3 separate regions of the Homo sapiens genome follow, and regions 2 and 3 are each linked to region 1. Evidence: read pairs that join two places in POLR2A ChIA-PET (ENCODE). Cell type or tissue: MCF 10A. All regions are shown on one strand. Links, peaks and the distances in the headings refer to the core of each region. The heading gives the core; the rest is flanking DNA. Region 1 holds the start of LOC124902220 (a long non-coding RNA gene). Region 2 overlaps AOPEP (aminopeptidase O (putative)). Region 3 overlaps AOPEP (aminopeptidase O (putative)).

Region 1 (6,939 bases), core at 762-5,761:
GACTGCTTCCTTCCCCAGCAGAAAGGAGCATAATTAGAAAGCTGAAAACAACAGGCCCTTTGTACCAGCATGTTATGTTTTGCTTATTCTATTACACATTGGCTGGGAGATAAGAATAAACAGGACAACACCCTGTCTAACCCGGGAGGAGGGAGTGGAGGAAAAGGCTGGTTACATTCATTCTTGGGCATGTACGTGCATACCGTTTATTTGCAAATTGAGGTACTTAAGAAAATTGTGCATGCAATAGTCAGGAACTAGTATAAACATTCAGAAGTCTTTTATTGCACAATCAAACCTTTTAAGAATAAGCCTTGTGTAATAGGGAGCTTTATAGTTTTTCCTCATAGTGAAGCATGTTGTGAAGATTTTAATAATTGATAATTTTTTCTATGGTCTTTAATTGTCAATCCTATTTTCATTCAGTTGTTGTTGCTTTTTTTAAAAAAAAAAACAAAAAACAAAAAACAAAAAACCTTTCAAACTAGGATGAGCAAATAAAACTAGGATGAGACACAGCTTCCCTCTCTGTGACCAACGATGTCAAAAACCCTTGCAAAGAATCAATCAACAGCTGCCAGGGGAAGAAAACGTGGTGATCTGAGACTTCTCCCTTCTCTACAAAGGGACGGTTGCCCGTCTGGGTGCCAGGTGTTCTGATAGCTTCAGCCATGGAGAATTCTGCTCAAGAACAGCAGCTGCTAAGCCAATCAGGTTCTCATTAGCCAGTCGGGAGATGGTATAGGTATCTACGGTCCCAAGAAAAAAAAAAAAAAATTTGATCTCTTCCCATAACCCGTCTGCCTAGAATGATGGACCTGACTTAATCTTGCCATTTCTTAGTGACTCACTTGCTCCTGGCACCCAAGCTCACTAAGAACGGGGCTAAGGAAAGCCATTTTAAGACCTCACTGACCTGCCACCATCCTGGCCTTCATTCTACTCCTCCAACCCATGAGAGTGGTTCCCACCTTGAGGCCTGTGGACCGGAGTGCTTTTCCACCAGATGGTCACAAAGCTGATTCCTTTTTATTCTTCAGTCTTAGCCCAAATGTCACCCTTTAAGGAAGCTTTTCCCTCTCACCCTAACGATGCTATTGATTCTCCCACTGTGACACTTACTTGATTTTATTTTCTTCATAGCATACATCTTAATTACTTGTTTCACGTACACTAATTTTCTCCCCTGACTAGAATGTCCATTTCATAAGGACAGAGGCCTCCTCTATCTCGTTCACCCTTGTAGGCTTTGCATCGTAAGTACTATCTGGCACACAGTATACGCTTGATAAATATTTATTGCAAGAATAAATAAACAATAACCAAATTATCAAGATTATCTGGTATAGAACAGGTGGGGAAAAGCTCAAACAATCTGTCACCTGTCATCGGCCACACTATAGTCATTTTTTTCCCCTCAATTTTCCCAGTGGGATGAAGGGTGAAGATGCATGTGAACAGCTGAGCCATGAAGCAGAACTACACAGCACATGGTTTTTTAACTTCAGTGCTCTTCACAGAAAACCACTCTGAAATAAGTTGCAAGAGATTCTTGAAATTCAAATACAAGGAAAAAAAAGAACATATATGGACGACAGCTAGGTAGTTCTGCCAACCTAACTATGCCATGACATGTAATTGTGAACTGCTGAGAGACAAATGCAAAGCAAAGCATTTCCTATACACACATACAAAGGTAAGATTAAGGTGTTAATTTTTAAGCAACTGTCATATGCCTGGTTCTAGAATATGATTCCATTAACGTTACTGCTGTTATAACAGAGAGTGTAAGTGTGATGATGAGCTCCTTTCATTATTTCTCAAAATTAAGAAACTAGGCTTGCCAGTCAATCCCCAGCAGAGACTCTGAGAACATACGAGGACACAATGAAAACAGTAGAATATTAATTAAACCAACAGGAAGAGAGCTGTGTGTACTTCAGAGATGCATTTTAAATGCATGCATATCTTCATACAGACATCATAGTAGTCAAGTCAAGAAATGTATACTTTACGGTTCCTGATATGGCAGATTCAGTCTTCATGGAAGGCAAAAACACAATGAAACAAAAACTGAAAGCCCACACACACCCACTGAGGAAAGCATCTGAAAGGCAAACTAGTGATTTTTCTCAGCAAAGAATTAAAGTCCCTCTCCCCTGGAACAGTGATTTGGAAAAGGACCAGGGTAGGGGAGGGGGTCAGTTAGTAATGGCTCCTGTTATATTAAAAGGTGACAAAAATCATGAAGAGCAGTATTGATAAATGTTCTAGTTACTGCCATGTTTGAAAAGCATTCGAAATTCTAAAATATTATTTGTGTATTATTTACCTTCTTATAAACTGATTTGTCATTATCATACATTCAAGTTTTATAAATGTGTTTTTCCTCACTTCACTGAAATATCAGAATCCAGCTCAAAAACAGAATCAAAGAGGAGACTTTTAAGCTTATTCAATAAAAACTATGATACGTAATATTCAAAATAGTGAAATCATTATATTATCTAAAATTCTCAGAAACTGCTTAACATGATTAATAATTTACCCATTTTAGTTCATGAGGGAATGTTTAATATCATTTGCCAAAAAAGAATACTGAAATGGTATAAAATGGTATTCATTATAATTAAGACCTAATCACTAAAGAAGTCCAGAGGTATGGAATTTACGATCTTGCATACATGTTTATAAAATATGGACTCGGGAAAGAGCCATTTAATTTACCAAGAAGTCCTTTGATCTCTCAGCATATTATAACTAAGAAGACAATGGCAGGTTTCAGTATGGAGGTCTTTTTGGATGACTCCTCCTAGCCTTGAGGTTTCTCTATTCCTGTTTAGGGTATGAAGTTGACTTACAAAACCATCGTTTTTGTTCTAGCTTTGCTTTATAAAACCTCAAGCAAAGTCTCGACCATAAATAAAGCAGCAGGGCCCCAGTAGCCAGCTGAGTCATAAACCCCACTCAGCTGCATGTAGCCCAAGGTGTTGGGATCCCGACAGAGTCAAGCCAAGCAAGCAGAATCAATTGAAGCCAGAGTTTGGAAAAACAGAGCACCTCCCTTCCCCACCCCACCTGGCAGTGGAAGAGACCACAATCCCCCTTCCACAGCTCTCATCCAGGGAATGGTAATAAGTCCAGAAAAACATCTAGACCTGGGCAGACTTTACTTCCACAGTCTAAAAGGAAGGGAAAAAAATGGTATTTGACAACCAACCACAAATTTTGAATATACGGTTCTCCTGCTTTTAAGCATAAAAGCAGTCTTGTTGTTGCTAAGTTATGATCACCACCATATTTTTCAAAATTTGTGCCCAGGACCATTTGGTCTTATGGTACTCAGGCTTGCCACTCTAAAAATACAGAGTTAAGCATGTTTAAATCACTTCAAATATCGCAAAAAGCAGCAAACACACAGCCTACCTGCTTGGGCATGCAAACTTGAAAAGAGAAGCTTTAGAGAATTGCCTGCAGGTCAACTCATTCTGTATTTGGCAGACTGATGTCAGGAAGGAGCTATAGAAAACAGAATCCTGTGCATGAAAAATACTCTGCCTTTGGTTCCCTCAGGCCAGAACTTGGAACTGCTAGCAAACATGCCTTAAAAAACTGCAATTCTCATGAAGTGCTAAAAACTCCCAAGTAAATAGGGCCCCTCAAACCCATGTACAAATAAGAAACATTTAATGAACAACTCTTTTTTCACCAACACCTCTACTACTTAAATTAAGGCCAGCAGACTCTTCAAAGGGACAAAAGAAGCCCCCCCCTCCATTAAGAAAAATTCTATATATAGACATCCAAGACAATTATATGATGCACGTAACCAAATATATATAATTATCCTAGTTCCTGCATTCCCATTATCTTCATAAACATAGGATAAAAATCAGTCTAAATGACTTTCTCAGACCTCCTCAAGGATTAAGGCAAGCCAGCCAGTCTTTAAAGTACATACATGTAGTAAAGATCAAAAGCAAATGTTCTGGTCAGTTCTTTTCTGCTCATGGTTTTACTAAGAATGTGTGCAGTTTTCAGGGAAAACACCACAAATGACAGCTGCTCAAAAGCATGGGAATTAATTGGCAGCAGGAATTTCCTTGACTAATAGGGAAAAACTTGAAGTCACATGTTTTGATGAGCTTATTTTTCCCATCCTTAGTCAAGCATATTCACTGCTAATGATTAAGATTTTAAAATGGAAATATAACCAAGTACATTCTCTATCTTTTCTCAGTGGAACACAGATACCCATTAATGACTGAACAATGGCATTAATTAATAGATTTTAGCTTAAATAAATACAGGGAACCAAACCAGGACACAACAGCAAAAGTGCATTTGTTAAAAAATAGTAGCACGTGACTCCTCCTCCAACCCCCACAGTAAGCCATCTGCTTTGAGCTGTTTTTCTAGCAGTAGGGATAGATTTACACTGATCCATCCACAGTCTATCTGACTCAGGGTCTCTCAAGTCATTGCCCTTGTGACCAGTGGTGAGAATGGACAAGACAGCTGGTCAGGATTAGGTGAGTAGCCTGTGGCCTTGGGACCAAGTCATGTTACTGTGCCCAGAGCCTGATGCTATAACCTTTGGCTCATTAGCATTATGCTGTCATCATCCAAGCTAACAGCCACTGATCAGCCATGATCCAACAGTCACCACTCAGGGGGCACTATGTATTCTCAATCCCAGCAACAATGTGAGCCTTTTCTTTTCAACACAGTCTGAACTGAGCCCATGACACTCAAAGGCTCGTGCATGAGGGAGTCTGCATTAAAATTGTCCCTCAAGGCAGCAATGAGATGTCCAAGCATGAGCAACCATAGCCCCTCCATTCTAATCAAATGACTGCTCTGACAGAGCTCAAGGAAAGCAAGACATAGTCAAAGAATTTCCAAAATGTATGTACCCCAAGTGCCACAATGGAACAACATACCTGGCCATCCCCAGACTTGGAAAGTTGGCAGGGACGATGAGAACATCCAGCCGAGAGAACGGGTGTGCTCCCAGAACAGAATGTGCTGCTGAGAGGCAAGGAGGGATCAGCCGCAGAAGGGTCTCTTGGCAGGCACCCGTGAGGCACACAGGGGCAAAGACCCGATGAGGAATGATCTCCTGGGTGGTGGCAGAAGCATTCTGGAAGCGGCAGGGGTATTCCATGTGACTGCAAACACCAACATGCCTGGGAATAACACAAAATAAATGGTAAAACATGTTTATTATTCTTGCTGTGGAGGTGAGGCAATCTTGCAGATGTAGACAACTTTTAGGAGACAGAGGTTCAGACAGACTCACAAGCAAAGACTGCTCATTTCAATTCTTGGCTTGACTGGCTCTGTGCAGCAGTGAAAATTTACAGGACAAAAACGTATTCATGTGTTTGAATCAATAGACTAGCTTCAATCTAAGATAAGAGAAAGCAGTAAAATCTTGTTTTAGAATAAACTTTGTTGTGGGGGGACCTCTAAAGACTCCAAACAATAAAACTTCTCACCAAAATACAAACAATTCCTGCCCTCGGTTAGATGTTTTCAAGTATCACCATATGAACAATCTCCAAATTAGAGACAATTCATAACTCAGAAAGGAAGGAGCAGTACACACAAATTAAAGATCCAATTCTGGGATTACCTAGAATAAAAGACTTGGACTGAGGGAGAACCATGAACCAAATGAAAGTTACAGGCTCAAACTCCTCGAAAGAACACAAACCATTTTACTGAATAGTAATCTAAATGTTCTTTACACAGCCCATCAAAAGCTGTTATTAAGGAATACAGAGGCACTTTTGATACAGTATTTTTCCCAACCCACTTTCAGAACAAATTTAACTGAGCCAGCCTTTTAAGGAAACAGATCAGACCCCAGCCTGCTTCATCCGACCACTGCCAGTTATTCCATCAAAGGCGGAACTGAAAGAGAATTCCTAGAACCTGACTCACAGGACTCAAGAGAACTTATCTACTCAAACCTACATCCAACAGTACTCCATTTTTTCACCTGCTAACATGTCTTTTATTCAAACACAATGAAAAACCCCTCTAATCATTATTTATTTCATTATTTTTTTTTTTTTTGAGATGGAATCTAGCTCTGTCTTCCAAGCTAGAGGGCAGTGGCATGATTTAAGCTCACTGCAACTTCCACCTCCCAGGTTCAAGTGATTCTCTTGACTCAGCCTCCTGAGTAGCTGGGATTACACGTGTGTGCCACCACGCCTGGCTAATTTTGTATTTTTAGTAGAGACGGGGTTTTACCATGTTGGCCAGGCTGGTCTCAAACTCCTGACCTCAAGTGATCCACCCGCCTCAGCCTCCAAAACAGCTAGGAGTACAGGCTTGAACCACCGCAACCGGCCTATTATTATTTAAGACAGGATTTCACTCTGTTGCCCAGGCTGGACTGCAGTGGCAGGGTCATAGCTCACTGTAGCCTCCAAGTCCTGGGCTCAAGCAATCCTCCTACCTCAGCCTCCTGAGTAGCTAGGACTACAGGCATGTTGCCATGCCACATCCAGCCTTTTTTTTTTTTTTTTAAGAGATGGGGTCTGGAGATGGGGTCTCACTTTGTAACCCAGAGTGGTCTCAAACTTCTGGCTTCAAATGATCCTCCTGCCTCAGCCTCCCAAAGGGCTGGAATCATAGGCATGAGCCACTGCACCCAGCCAATTATAACTACAGGTGCTCACTTGATTCACAGTGAATAATGAAAAATCTTAAGATGCTGGCATGTCCCAATATGGGCAGAATGCAACAATAATTCCTCTCCAAATGTAAGAAGTACCTTTCACTTACCCAAGGCCAGCGCTCAGGAGACCAATATGGCTAGGTACAGATAAGCCTCACCTTCTAGCAGCATGGTTCATAGAACACAGCTTCCAGCACTGAAGGCATTTCACCACAACGGAGAGTAAGAAAATGGATGGAGGCCCA
Region 2 (6,939 bases), core at 1,032-6,031, 110 kb before region 1:
TGAACAAATATTTATTGTAACTGAACATGTCTTTATTTATTTATTTATTTATTTATTTAATTTTTTTTTTTTTTTGAGAGGGAGTCTCGCTCTGTTGCCCAGGCTGGAGTGCACTGGCGCTTACTGCAACCTCCACCTCCCGGGTTCAAGCAATTCTCTGGTCTCAGCCTCCCGAGTAGCTTGGGACTACAGGTGTGCCCCACCATGCCCAGTTAATTTTTGTATTTTAGTAGAGACGGGAGTTTCACCATGTTGGCCAGGATGGTCTTGAATTCCTGACCTCATGGTCTGCCCGCCTCGGCCTCCCAAAGTGCTGGGATTACAGGCATGAGCCTGGCCCTGAACATGTCTTTTGAATCATCTATAAATTACTTATGAATGAAAGCTGTGTATTTTCTGCAGGATCTGGGGAACTCTTCTGGTAAGTAAGTAATTAATGTGAGTAACCAACTAAAACATGTCGGCAGCCTCATTGGAGCACGCAGATGACAAAATGTGATTCCACTCCCTCACCTCCCCACGGCCCCCACCTCCGTCCTCCCCAATCAGGGCGATGATGTTTGTTCCCATAAAAAGAGCTAATAAAATTAGCCTCCACTGTGATACAGGGAAAATCTTTATTTAATAAAATAATGTGTTTTGCTCCATTTCCAGAACAGCAATAAAATGGCACAACTGAGAGCCGTAATAGCTCATCCTGGTGGTTTTCACAGCGAGCACAAGTCTGTCCCGTGTGGCGGTGTGGAGGCCTGGAGGGCTGCTTTATGGAGGGACACGTTGGGGCAGCTTGCAGCCATTCTCAGCAAGGACAGTTTGGTGACTGCTTTGCTTTGAAATACACTCTTTGGGTCCACAAATCAAATCTTCCCATGTTCCTTGTCTGGAAAAAGTTGTGGGGATTTCCTAAAGTGTACTCAGAATTCAATTGGTGAGGAAGGCATTCATTGTTTCCCCAACTGACAGCAAGAAGCCAAGCCCCAGTCAGGCCCTCTGCAAATCTGAAAATCCAAGGTAGGGTCAGGAAGCTGTTGACTTGCCCTGCTGGGCTGGTGAAAGCAGACACGAAGTAGCAAGGCTGGTCTGTACAACAAGAGGCCTGAGCGCAACAGAGGCACTGCCGGCTGACAGAGTTCAGGCAGCAGGACATTGGGGTGGAGGCAAGTGTGGGTTCCCTGCCAGACCACCACACTGTCAACTAGATTTCAAAGCAAGGGTAACTCTGGTCAGGCAGCAGGACGTCGGGGTGGAGGCAAGAGCGGGTTCCCTGCCAGACCGCCATACTGTCAACCAGATTTCAAAGGAAGGGTAACTCTGGGTAGGAACAAGCAACAGAGTGGCCTTGGGGAATAGCACGTTAGAATCAATTCTGCTAAATCAAAGTTAGATCCAGGAAAAAAGAATTGAAGGAAGATGAGTTCTCATATTCCCTGATGGCTGCGTGGTGGCAGGAGCGGTGATGATTAGAGCAGAAAGAAAAGAAAAAATAAAATGATGATACTAAACACATATATTGTTTATTTTCTCCCAGGCAAAGTTCTAAGTATTTTATGTTCGTTAACTCATTCAATTCCAGCAACCACCCCATGAGGAAGAAATTATTATCGTGCCTATTTTACATGTAAGTAAACCAAGCCACACAGAAATTATGTCACTTGCCTAAAATCCCAGAGTTAATATGTGTCAAAGCAGATTCAAACACAAGCAGCCTGGCTCATACACATGTTTTGCTTGATCAACACCAGCGGGTATCAGAAGCACCGGGAGGTAGGTCCGCTAGATAAGAAAACAGCACACGTACTCAAATTTGAATTTCAGATAAACAACGAATAATTTTTTGGTGTATGTTCCATGAAATATTTGCTAAAAGCTGGCAGCCCTACCTGAAAGGCTTGTTAAAACAGATCTCTGGGCCTCACCCCAAGAGAGTTTGTTTCAGTAGGCCTGGGTAGGGCCTAGGAACCTGCATTTCTGTGAAGTTCCCGGGTAATGCTAATGTGGCTGGTCCAGAGACCACATTGAGAGCTGCTGATCTGCACTGTGGTGGCTGCACAGCATCAGCTTAAATAGCAAAAACTCATTGCCAAAGTTTATAAATGGGAAGATTTTATCCAGAAATCCAGATTTTGACATTACATTAAAAATTTGAAAGATGTGGCCACACTAGGCCCAGGTCTTTTTTAGAAGTGGGCACATATTTATCCTGTACATACACACACACACACACACACACACACACACACACACACGTCTAATGCCAAAGGGCAATATTTTATCATTTCCTAAGAACAATAATAAGCATTACAGAGCATTTCAAAGATAGGATTTTATCAGGTCCCTGTTATGATTCATCCTGGTGAAATCCGAGAAGCAGGCAAAACCTGCTTTGGAGTCCCTCATCACAGGCCTGCATTCTTATGTAGTAACTGCAGCTGAATCGGAGCTGGTCCTTTCAGACAGGGCTTGGGCTCTCCAGTTTGCTGTGGTCCCAACTTCTCCCTCCCGTCTCCCTGCCATTGGCTGAGCCTCCTTGTCATTTATAATCATGTGTGTGGTTTTTTTCCTTCTTATCACAGGATTAAAAAGTGAAATATTTCTTACATCCATGTCTCCATCAAAAGTAGACCAAGTGTTTCTTAGAGGATGCTCTATCCAACCCATTCACTAATTTATATTGCTGCCTGGCCCCTTAGAAGCATTAGGATTTAAGCTGTTTTGTTTAGTTTTTCTTATGAAGAATTCCTATTTATGGCTATAAGATGATTTAGCAAACCCTTCATGCAAAGGGCAAAGACACAAACTTCTGCCTAGCTCAGGTTGATCAGACAAATTCCATATTACTAAGGGTGAAATTAATTGGGTTTATTGTATTTGTGAAATCCAAACACAGTTTCAGTTATTACTAGCCACTAATGGCTTATAATGAAGGCAGAGCTTGTTAACTAAGCAAACAACTGGCATGTTTGTTTAAAGTGTAAATAGAAGGAAAATTCATGAATTAAACGAATGAATTCACTGATTGTTCTCCCTTGGCTGTAAGGGGGCATTCAGCTGCCACAATATATGTCACCACCTTTGTTAAACAAATTCGCCTGCTCAAGTTATCTTTATCCGGTCAGAGACCGTCTTAGTGGTAGCTTAAAAAGTAAATGTCTCTCTTAATTTTTCAAAGTACTCATCTGCATCAATAAATGCCACTAAGTATAAGGGATCACCTGGCTATTGGGGATTCATAAATAATTGAACTTTTAAGAATAACAGCATATTTCCTAATCTCAAATTATGACTCCATGGATAGACCACCATGGCACGCTTGTCGAGATAAGGAGACAATATCCTTCTTATTTCCCAGGGTGGTCCTGGAAAATATGTGACAGATGGTCATCCTCAGAGGTATTCAACTTAACAGCATGTCCCTCTGAAAGGTAATAAACCTCACCAGAAACAAAAATAAACAAATAAAAGTCTCTCCAAAGTCTCTCCAAAGTCTCCTGATTTTAACTAACCTTTCCATTTAAAATTATGAGCCTTCTATTTCTTCTCCCCAAATGGAATGCATCAGGTTTATTGGATATCTACAGCTCAATCCCATTTCTCTGGATGGTTCCCTTGACTCATCATTCTTTGCATGTGTTCACCGTGGTGAAAATGTGGGCAAGGATCCCAGGAATTCCTTTCATTCTAAAGAATTCTGCCTGCCCATGTCCCCATTCCTAGGTGGTTACCTTTTTGTGATCTGAAAGGCACCCGGGTCTGTTTGGAATGTATTCAGCTGCAAGTAACAAAAAATACAATGAACACTGGCACACACTGGAGAGGTTTTTCCTTTCTTGAAACAATATCACTGGAGTGACAAGACCTTGCTGGGGCTGGTGCAGTGACTGGCAGTGCAGCGGGAGCTGGAGGACTTGCTATACTCCCACTCTCCATCCTTCCTGTGTGCACTTCTTTCCTCATGCTTGCCCCTCATGCTCACGGGTTGACCACTACACCTTCATGCACCATGTTCGTGTTTAACATGGAAGAAACGCGCTGTGCCAGCAACAACGATCCCTTTCATCAGGAAAGCAACTTTTCCCAGGGAGCCCATAGCCGAGATTCCTACTCTTTAGTCTCTGCTAGCTGTTAAGGCAGCATGGGAAAGATGCTTTTTGGTGTTTTCTGACTCTGTAGTGGAAGATGGACAAGGAATTGGGTCTCACACGGTCAGCCATGGCACCGTAGTGTAGCCCTCTTTCTCATAAATAGCAGAAAGTCATCACTTAGGTCATCTTTTAGAACGCAAATACTTTAGGAAGAGATAACGCACTCAACTCACACTGAAGTGTTAGTAACATATCACATTCCTTCTTTCCAGGCAGGGGACATTCTGAGCATGGGGGTCGGGGGCTGGGCAAGTCAGAGTACCTCAAAGACACTGGCTACCTAGTACCCAACTTAACTGCACGCTGGCTGGCACTTGCACTTTCATTTTACCTTCATACCCTCACCAATGACCAAACACCTAACAAAGCTAAGAGCGGTACTATCTATTCTAGTGGTTTTTAAGAACTCGGTCTTTGGGGACAGAGCTGGGGGTCAACTCCTGGCTCTCCCTCTTGCCAGCAGCATCAGTGCATTGGTTTCCTAGGGCAGCTGCAACAAACCACCACAAGTACGGTGGCCTAAAACAACACAAATTTATTATTTTACAGCTCGTCAGGTCAGAAGTCGGACACAGGTCTCACTGGGCTGAAATCTATGCTGCTGGAAGTCCTTGTGTGTGTGGTTGACTGGAAGGGGCACAGGGGTCTTCTGGAGTGCTGGTTATGTGCATTTCTTGGTCAGGGTGCTAGTGACAGGGATGTCTACAGTTTGTATCCAACAAGCTGTATGCTAAGATGTATACTTTTCTGTTTTACACTGCAATGAAAAGTTAAAAACAGACAAATACCCTGGGAGGTCCATCTTTTCCATGGAGAAACTGAGGCAAAGATGAAGTTAGAGCTCTGTCAGTAGGGACAGAACTGAGACCAGGGTCTGGGCAGCCCACCTCCTAGTCTTTTGAGTTTAATGTATTCGAGGCCAATTTCCAACACTAATTATGTATTATATATTTAAAATCTCTTGAGAAAAGCTTTTTTTAAAAAATTTCTTTTGCCATAGAGTCACATTTCTATTGCAAGTGAAAGGTACCTTGTATGCTTCAGACACACCTGTAAAAACAGAACCAATCCTGTCATATATCCCTGTCTGCTTCACTTTTTTTCAGACGCTGTGAAAAACATGCCACAATAATAAACCCCTTTTCCATCCTAGCCAGCTGGAAAATTACGTGATGCTTGAAGTGACATCATTCAGCTACGACACCAAGCCAGTGGCTGCTCTGAGAAATCTGGGTTAGACAATGACAGCATGGATGTGAATGCCACTAGGCAATGAATCCCACCCTTTTTATTAGCAAATGGCTGTTTTTATCACCATGACATTTTAAAAATGAAACTGTGACAGCTACATTGTCTGAGGCCATTGATCACCCAACATCTCTTATCTCCAAAAGGAAGCCCACTGGCCAGAGGTGTCCTGTTTCAAAGCAGGGAAGACAAGAATGGAGGTAAAGGAGAGCTCATTTTAAACCACTAGTTCCAAAGGGAAAGACCAGGGCCCAGGACTGAGGTACTGGGGTCTTCCAGGGGATAGACAGTCTTCCCTCTATCTCTATCAATTGTTTCTAAAGTGAGCTCAAGTAGCAGTAGTGATAATACCTTAAGTAGTAATGACAGTATCTACAATAATACTCTTTGCTATAGACACAGATACTGTATCATAAACCCTAGGCAAAACCCCAGGATGCTTATTAGGTAAACATAACATCACGAGGAGGCCCAGACATTCCTCCACCTTTTTGACCTTTAAGTTGAACTACATAAAATGCAATAAGTGACCCTTTCCAACTTCAAAAAATGGGCAATTTCATATGGCTCATCCTAATAGACTGGCCCCTCCCCCAAGATCCTTCTCTGCAGATGTGTTAGGAACTGCCAAAAGATCTAGGGAAATGTCCATACTTCTCAAGCAACAGAGAATTAGAAACACTGCTGCACCTCATCATATAAAAGTGCAGAGGATGGCCCTGGGGCAAAAGACGTCCTGCTGTCCTCCGAAAGAGCTGGACCCTCGACCAGTGGGCCCTCTGTCCTTTGCCCACTCAGTGTGAAGCCAGGTGCAATAGGTTAAAAGCACATCCTCAAGTCAACAGCAAAGGCAGAGGCGTGCCCACAGCAGGGAGACTGGAGTAGCATTAGGTCCCACCCTTGAGGGAGCCCAAGAAGATCCGCGGTTGATGTGCTGCGTGCTGCAAGGCTGCCCGAGACCCAGTCCTCGCTCGGAAGCCAGAGGACAAGGAAGCTGGGGTCCTACCCGGGTAGCAAGGTTTCAGATGACCAGTCTGCCACAGGTGCTGGATGCTTCTGCACTGGAGTGCAGGGCCCAGGGTAAGAGAGAGTACCCTGCTTCAGAGCCACTCTCCACAGGTGAAGAGGCATGGCCTAGTCGGTTCACAATCTGCCAGGGAGGGCTCTGGGAAGGAGAACCGGCTGCTTCTAATGCAGGACTAGAGGTGAGGAGGAAAGGTGAGAATGGACGGAGGGCTGCCAGGGAGAAAACTAGTTAAGGGGAAGAAGTGTCCATCTAGGCAGGGACCCGCGATTCAAACGCCTGCATAGCTCTGGCTCACAGCAGTCTTGCCGCAACCGAAATGGGGGAGACAGTCTGGGGAGTATGGATGTGCTAGCGCTGAACCTTGGGAAGGAGTGGGGCTGGTTCTGGAATCCCCAGACACTCGATCCAGAAGGGCTCTTAGAGGCCCCACCCCCTCCCATTCTCAGATGAGAAAGCAAGACCCAGCGAGCTGCAGCCTTCATCCATGGGGTGGGAGCTGCTGTGTGCCATGGCGGACTCATG
Region 3 (6,939 bases), core at 661-5,660, 98 kb before region 1:
GTATTCCATATCTTTTTGATACATGAATGCCTTGGTCAGGCTTTCCTCAGATTGGTTGATTTCATCTCCTTTACTTCTGGAGGGATTAATTTAGTTGGGCTCTTGGGCAGCTCAAATGCAGATGCAGCAAAGGACACTATTCACATGAAAGGAAGGCAAAATTGAGTAGTTACGGTATGTAGTCATCAAATGGCAATCACAAATGTTTTAGTAATTTTTTTTTTTTTTAAGAAACAGAGTCTTGCTCTGTTACCCAAGCTGGAATGCAGTGGCACAATCATAGCTCACTGTAACTTTTTAAACATTTTTTGAACTTTTTTTTTTTTTTTTTTTTAGACAGAGTCTCACTCTGTTGCCCATGCTGGAGTGCAATGGAGCAATCTCAGCTCACTGCAACCTCCTTCTCCTGAGTTCAAGCAATTCTCCTGTCTTAGCCTCCCTGGGATTGCAGGTACCCACCACCACACCCAGCTAATTAGCTCACTGTAACCTTGAACTGCTGGGCTCAAGTAATCCTCCTGCCTCAGTCCTCCAAGAAGCAAGGACTACAGGTGCATGCCACCACACCCAGGCAAACTTGAAAACTGTTTTTTTTTTTTTTTTAGAGATGGAGTCTTGCTACATTGCCCAGGCTGGTCTTGAACTCCTGGCCTCAAGCAATCTTCCCACCTCAGCCTCCCAATGTACTGGAATTATAAGTGTGAGCCACTGCACTGGCAGGTGATATTTTTACAAGTGTATCTAGTTGGATTTCCATGTATCTTCAACCAATTCGATTACTGTAAAGAGATGATGAGGATGACACCTGCTATCACAGATCCATTTGCTACCACTTTCCCCCACAATGGGGCCTGCTGCCTGTTATGATCTTTGAAACAGAAGCAAACAAGCAGAGATACTTCAAGAAACCTGAAATGCAAAAGGCTATCAAGAAAAGGTTTTAAGGCCAGGCATGGTGCCTCATGCCTGTAATCCCAGCACTTTGGGAGGTTGAGGTAGGTGGATGACTTGAGGTCAGGAATTCAAGACCAGCCTGGCCAACATGGTAAAACCCCGTCTCTCCACAAAAAAGACAAAAATTAGCCGAGTGTGGTGGCAGGTGCCTGTAATCCCAGCTACTCGGGAGGCTGAGGCAGGAGAAGTGCTTGAACCCGGGGGGCAGAGGTTACAATGAGCCAAGATCGGGCCACTGCACTCCAGCCTGGGAGACAGAATGAGACTCTGTCTTCAAAAAAAAAAAAATCTTTCGGGTTCAAGAGATTCTCCTGCCTCAGTCTCCCGAGTAACTGGGATTACAGGCATGCACCACCACACCAGTGAACTTTGTATTTTTAGTAGAGACAGGGTTTCTCCATGTTGATCAGGCTGGTCTCAAACTCCCAACCTCAGGTGATCTGCCCACCTCGGCCTCCCAAAGTGCTGGGATTACAGGTGTGAGCCACGGTGCCCGGCAAAAAAAAAAAAGATTTTAAAAAGAGCTTTAAATTTTCTTTCAAATGACACACAGATACAGAGCCCCAGGGGAACACACCCACAAGTACACACACACAGCATATTTCTATCTAAGAAAATTCTAGGAAACTGAAGACCAGAAAATGTATGTACCTAAATTGTGACAAATGAGACAGATGAACACATCTTTGCAGAAGAAAAGTGACATAATCACTAGTACTAATGTCTTGGGTAAATTCTCAACTAGGCAATTGGTATTTGAGACAGGCAGGTCTAAACTACCATTCCTGACCATTTCTTTTGGATACAATACATTCTTATGCTTCTAGTCCTCAGAGGGGGTGTGGTATTGGGGGAGATGTTAAAACAGCTGCTGTCTCACCCCCGCAGTAAACTGTGTTTTAGCAGTTGACCCTGCTCACCCTAACCCCACTCCAGCTCAGTTTGCTGAGCTGAGGCACAGCACATAAAGCAAGATCCAGCCAGCTTTATTAGTTTCCTTTCTCACCTGCTGAACATCATTCACACAGAACCCTGTTAACCCTTCCTCACCCTTTCTGTGTGTGTAAGAAATATTAAATGACATACTCACTGGAAAGCTAAACCGTGTTTTTCCTCCCTGCTTAAACACTCAGTCAATTAACAATATACACAAGTCAACTTAGAGTTCTTGATACTCAAAGTGTGGTCTGTGACCAGGACCAGTGGTCCTGGTCTAGACACCTGGGCTCTTATTACAAATGAAGAATCTTAGCCTCTTCTCAGAACTGCTGAATTGAAATCTGCATTTTAACAAGATCCCCAATTCATTCATATGCACATTAAGGTATTTTATTAGCACTTTTTCTTTTCTTTTCTTTTTTTTTGAGACACAGTCTCACTCTGTCACCCAGGCTGGAGTGCAGTGGCGCGATCTCAGCTCACTGCATCCTCAGTCTCCCAAGTAGCTAAGATTACAGATGTGCTCCACGACGCCCGGCTAATTTTCTGTATTTTTAGTAAGGACGGGGTTTTGCTATGTTGGCCAGGCTGGTCTTGAACTCCTGGCCTCAAGTGCCCACCCACCTCAGCCTTCCAAAGTGCTGGGATTACAGGCATGTGCCACTGCACCCAGCCTTCTCAGCACTTTTCTACGTGAAAAGTTATTATACACATTTTAAGTGAAGGTTGTTGAAGATGCGAGGTGTTTTGTTTTTGTTTTTTCTCTTGTGGCTAGCAAAAGGTATGTGAGATACTGAGAAGCAGCGAGGAGTCCTAAGGACTCAAGGGTTAATCCGACAATCAGGAGAGAAATCCCACATTTAACAAATACTAGATAAACACCGATCATAGGTGGAAACTTGGGCTAGGTGTCAGGGACTTAAGGATGAATGAAGACAGTGCCCATCCTCCCATTTAAAACATGTACTATACTATACTATTAGGTGATTAAAGCCGCTACATTGAAAAAATACATTCTTGCTATGGGGGCTCAGAGGAAGAAGCAATCGATTCTTATTTGAGCAAACTTGAATACTCTATACTTTTTGGCCATTCTTCATTAAAAGCTGAAAGGGCCATAAGTATAAGTCAATTCCACATGAGTCAGAGAAGATTATGAAATTTTGATTTCTTGCTTATTGACAGTAACACATTCTAATTGTTTTGATAATGTCTCCCACCGAACCACTTACTGAAATGATGTTTCATATTACTTATTGAACTTCGCATGAATTACAAATAAAAAGCCAAATGGCAACCACCTTTTAACAGGAAGGAATATTGGAATGGCCAGTTTGCCAGGGTCTGAGAGAAAGTGGGCTGATCCAAGCACAGCATTATTGCAGGAAAGAGTTGAGCAAGTTCTAAAAAAATGGGCCCTTGGAAAGCATTCAACTTACTTGTGAGTCAGATGTGTCTTCACTGCAAAGCTTCGTGATTTTGTTTAAAGTCAGTTCCCAGAATCGCAGATCTATCCAGAACTCAAAGCTAAGTAGAAAACACACTCTAAAGCCAAATATAGATGACATTTGGATTGTCTACATGCCCCACTCTCCTCAAGCAGGGGAAACTGAAAGTTGACTAAGATACAGACATGCAGAGAAAAATGTTTCAAAGAATTATTCATATCGGATCCTGTTCCAAAGATGGTAGTCTGTTTCCCATGAAATCTTCTACTCGAGCACGATGAAACACTTTCCTAATGTCAGATGGGGCAGAGGCAGTGATAAATCAGGAAGAAGAAGATGAGGAGGAGGCAAGAGATTCTCCTGAGAGAGGGGGAAGCATGAGGAATACCCAGAAGGCTAAAGATGGTGAGAAAAACAGCTCTGCACTCACCTCCCGAAGGGCTGAATAATCGCCGGCCTCAGCAGATCATCTACCGAGGAGAATTACTTGACGACCTGGGAAGGATGGTGTTTTGGCCCTGAAACTGTGACCTGAAGAATAGTGCTTACATTAGCAGGCTACTGTGGTCCTCACAATCACCTTGGTGCCATTGAAAGTTTACAGGTTACAATATTCATAAATCACAGAATTTGGTTGCTAGAAGGGTCTTTTACCACTTCCTTTTACCCCCAGTCTCATTTCACAGACAAGAAAACTCAGGCTGAGAGGTTGGCTCACATAGCTAGCTAGTTGGCGGCGGCCAGCAGTCAGTCTGGCCTTCATCCTCTGACCCCCCTGCCCAGTGCTCTTCATATTATAACTGTGGTTTCTAACCTGGGTTCCCCAGACCCCTCCATCTCATTCAAGTCCACAGGAATCCATGAACTATGACTCACAGACTCATAGTTCAGTATTTCAAAAAGTTTACTTGAATCTATATATTTGGCTGGGGGGGAGGGGTCAGGTAACACATTAACCTGCTTGGGGCTAGATTTAACTCAGTAACTCAATAATTCTAATTATAGAGACAGTAAGTTGGGACTCAAGCAACCTACGTCTAAAAATTTTGTAATGCTTATTGAAAAGGGTTGTCTGTACTTTGTTCCAATTTCTTTGTTCTGAGAATTTTATATTTTTGTTTTTGTTTGTTTTTTTTTAGATAGGGTCCCACTCTGACACCTAGGCTGAAGTGCAGTGGTGCGATCATGGCTCACTGCAGCTTCAACATCCTGGGTTCACGCAATCCTCCCACCTCAGCCTCCCAAGTAGCTGGGACTACAGGTGCACACCGCCACGTCTGGCTAATTTGTAAATTTTTTGTAGTGATGGGGTCTCATTTTGTTGCCCAGGCTGGTCTCAAACTCCTGGGCTCAAGTAATTCTCCCATCTTAGCTTCCCAAAGTGCTGGGAATAAAAGTGTGAGCCACCGTGCCTGGCCTTCATAATTTTAATTATTAATAAGCTAACAGTTGCACGGTTAAAAAAAAGTCAATATAAAAAAATAGCAAATGTAACACAGTGAAACCTCGTCTCTACTAAAAAAAAAAAAAAAAAATAGCCGGGCGTGGTGGCGGGCGCCTATAGTCCCAGCTACTCCGGAGGCTGAGGCAGGAGAATGGCGTGAACCCAGGAGGCGGAGCTTGCAGTGAGCCGAGATGGCGCCACTGCACTCCAGCCTGGGCAACAGAGCAAGACTCCCTCTCAAAAAAAAAAAAAAAAAAAAAAAGCAAATGAAGAGGCAAATTATCTTCCCTCCTCCCATCAGTCCTCCACTTGGACTTTTTCTCCTCCAAGGCAACCAGTGTTAAAAAGGTATTACGAATTGCTCCAGAAAATATTTTAAGGTAATAAGGACAAATGCATGATGGACATTGCATTTTGTTTCTTCAGTTGATATTATACCAAGGAGCTTCTCCCACATTTGGTCTACTTAAGTCTTTTTATTTATTTATTTATTTGAGACAGTGCCCAGGCTCGCTCTGTCGCCCAGGCTGGAGTGCAATGGCGTGATCTCGGCTCACTGCAAGCTCCACCTCCCGAGTTCACGCCATTCTCCTGCCTCAGCCTCCTGAGTAGCTGGGACTACAAGCGCCTGCCACCACGCCCTGCTAATTTTTTGTATTTTTAGTAGAGACGCAGTTTCACTGTGTTAGCCAGGATGGTCTCGATCTCCTGACCTCATGATCCACCCGCCTCGGCCTCCCAAAGTGCTGGGATTACAGGCATGAGCCACTGCACCCGGCCTTTTTTTTTTTTTCATTTTATTTTTTATTTTTGAGACAGTCTTGTTCTGTCGCCCAGGCTGGAGTGCAATGGCGCGATCTGGCTCACTGCAAGCTCCACCTCCTGGGTTCAAGCGATTCTCCTGCCTTCAAGCGATTCTCCTGCCTCAGCCTTCCAAGTAGCTGGAATTACAAGTGCCCCACACCTGGCTAATTTTTGTACTTTTAGTAGAGATGAGGTTTCACCATGTTGGCCAGGCTGGTCTCGAACTCCTGACCTCAGGTGATCCGCCTGCCTCAGCCTCCCAAGGTGCTGGGATTACAGACATGAGCCACCACGCCTGGCCAGCTTCATTCTTTTTAAAGGCTGCATAGAATTCCACTGAATGGTGCAGCAGAATGCACATATCCTGGCCCCTCATGAGTTTCCAGAGCTTTGCTTTTACCAGCAATGCTGAAGTAAACATTCTTGCTTATTTAGCCACCTACACTTTGGTGAAATTCCTAGCAGTGGAAGTGCTGAGTCAAAGAGAGCATACTTTTAGGCTGGGCACAGTGGCTCATGCCTGTAATCCCAGCATTTCGGGAGGCTGAGGCAGTTGGATCACCTGAGGACAGGAGTTCTAGACCAGCCTGGCCAACATGGTGAAACCCCATCTTTACTAAAAATACAAAAATCAGCCAGGCATGGTGGTGCGCGCTTGTAATCCCAGCTACTCTGGAGGCTGAGGCAGGAGAATCGCTTGAACCTGGGAGGCAGAGGTTGCAGTGAGCCGAGATAGTGCTATTGCATTCCAGCCTGGGCGACAGAGCAAGTCTCTGTATCCAAAAAAAAAAAAAAAGGCATACTTTTGAAACTTCAGTAAATACTGCAAATGGCCCTCAAAGAAGTCACAACAATTTCTATCCCCACAAAAAAACAAATGAGAATGGCAGTTTCATTTGCCAGCTTTACTAATGAGTTAATTTTTATTTGGGGAGAGAGATTTTTATTAAAACATTTGTTAGAACACTTGATAAAATAAGAAACTTAGCCCTTTATTTGTCTACACCCCCTTTCATTTGTTGTATTTCTTTTTGTATTTCTTTCAATTAGAAGTTTGAAGTTTTTATTAAACATGTTTTATCACTATTTCTCTTTACAGCTTTTGAATTTTACTTTCTGACTCTAAAAAGTTTCCCACATATCAAGAATGCATTTATTTACTCATGTTTGTTTCCTACTGTGGTTTGATGTGCTTTTTTTTATTTAATATTTGATGTGGAATTTATTTTGGTGAAAGAAATATGGTATGCAGCTAAATTTCCAAATTGTGAATCGGATGTCTCAATAACATTTATTGATCAGTCCATCTTTTCTTCATTGATTTGAAATGCTCATTTCATCATATAAAAA

The links. ChIA-PET counts read pairs that join two places held together with the same protein. Peaks named below come from ENCODE experiments on the same cell type or tissue, not always from the same donor. Only the 100,000 strongest peaks of a DNase experiment are listed, where the experiment ranks them.
Region 2: POLR2A ChIA-PET joins it to region 1 with 24 read pairs; 7 of 35 experiments call an interaction of 5 or more read pairs at or near these places.
Region 3: POLR2A ChIA-PET joins it to region 1 with 51 read pairs; 9 of 35 experiments call an interaction of 5 or more read pairs at or near these places.

The regions. Positions count from the first base shown.
Region 1 is chr9:94,799,007-94,805,945 of GRCh38, reverse strand. It overlaps AOPEP (aminopeptidase O (putative)), which reads right to left. Exons shown (of 17, transcript NM_001193329.3): 5 at 4,944-5,189. It overlaps LOC124902220 (a long non-coding RNA gene), which reads right to left and starts at 5,632. Exons shown (of 2, transcript XR_007061676.1): 1 at 5,502-5,632; 2 at 5,190-5,411. In MCF 10A, for the core only: no CTCF peak of the experiment used is centred there; DNase peaks (open chromatin) are centred at 815 and 2,975.
Region 2 is chr9:94,909,831-94,916,769 of GRCh38, reverse strand. The region is part of intron 5 of AOPEP (aminopeptidase O (putative)); the gene reads right to left. Among named protein-coding and RNA genes, the nearest start is that of AOPEP-AS1, 32 kb to the left of the region's middle. RefSeq lists enhancers at 1-237, 5,939-6,108. In MCF 10A, for the core only: no CTCF peak of the experiment used is centred there; DNase peaks (open chromatin) are centred at 2,379 and 3,659.
Region 3 is chr9:94,897,288-94,904,226 of GRCh38, reverse strand. The region is part of intron 5 of AOPEP (aminopeptidase O (putative)); the gene reads right to left. Among named protein-coding and RNA genes, the nearest start is that of AOPEP-AS1, 45 kb to the left of the region's middle. In MCF 10A, for the core only: no CTCF peak of the experiment used is centred there; a DNase peak (open chromatin) is centred at 3,326.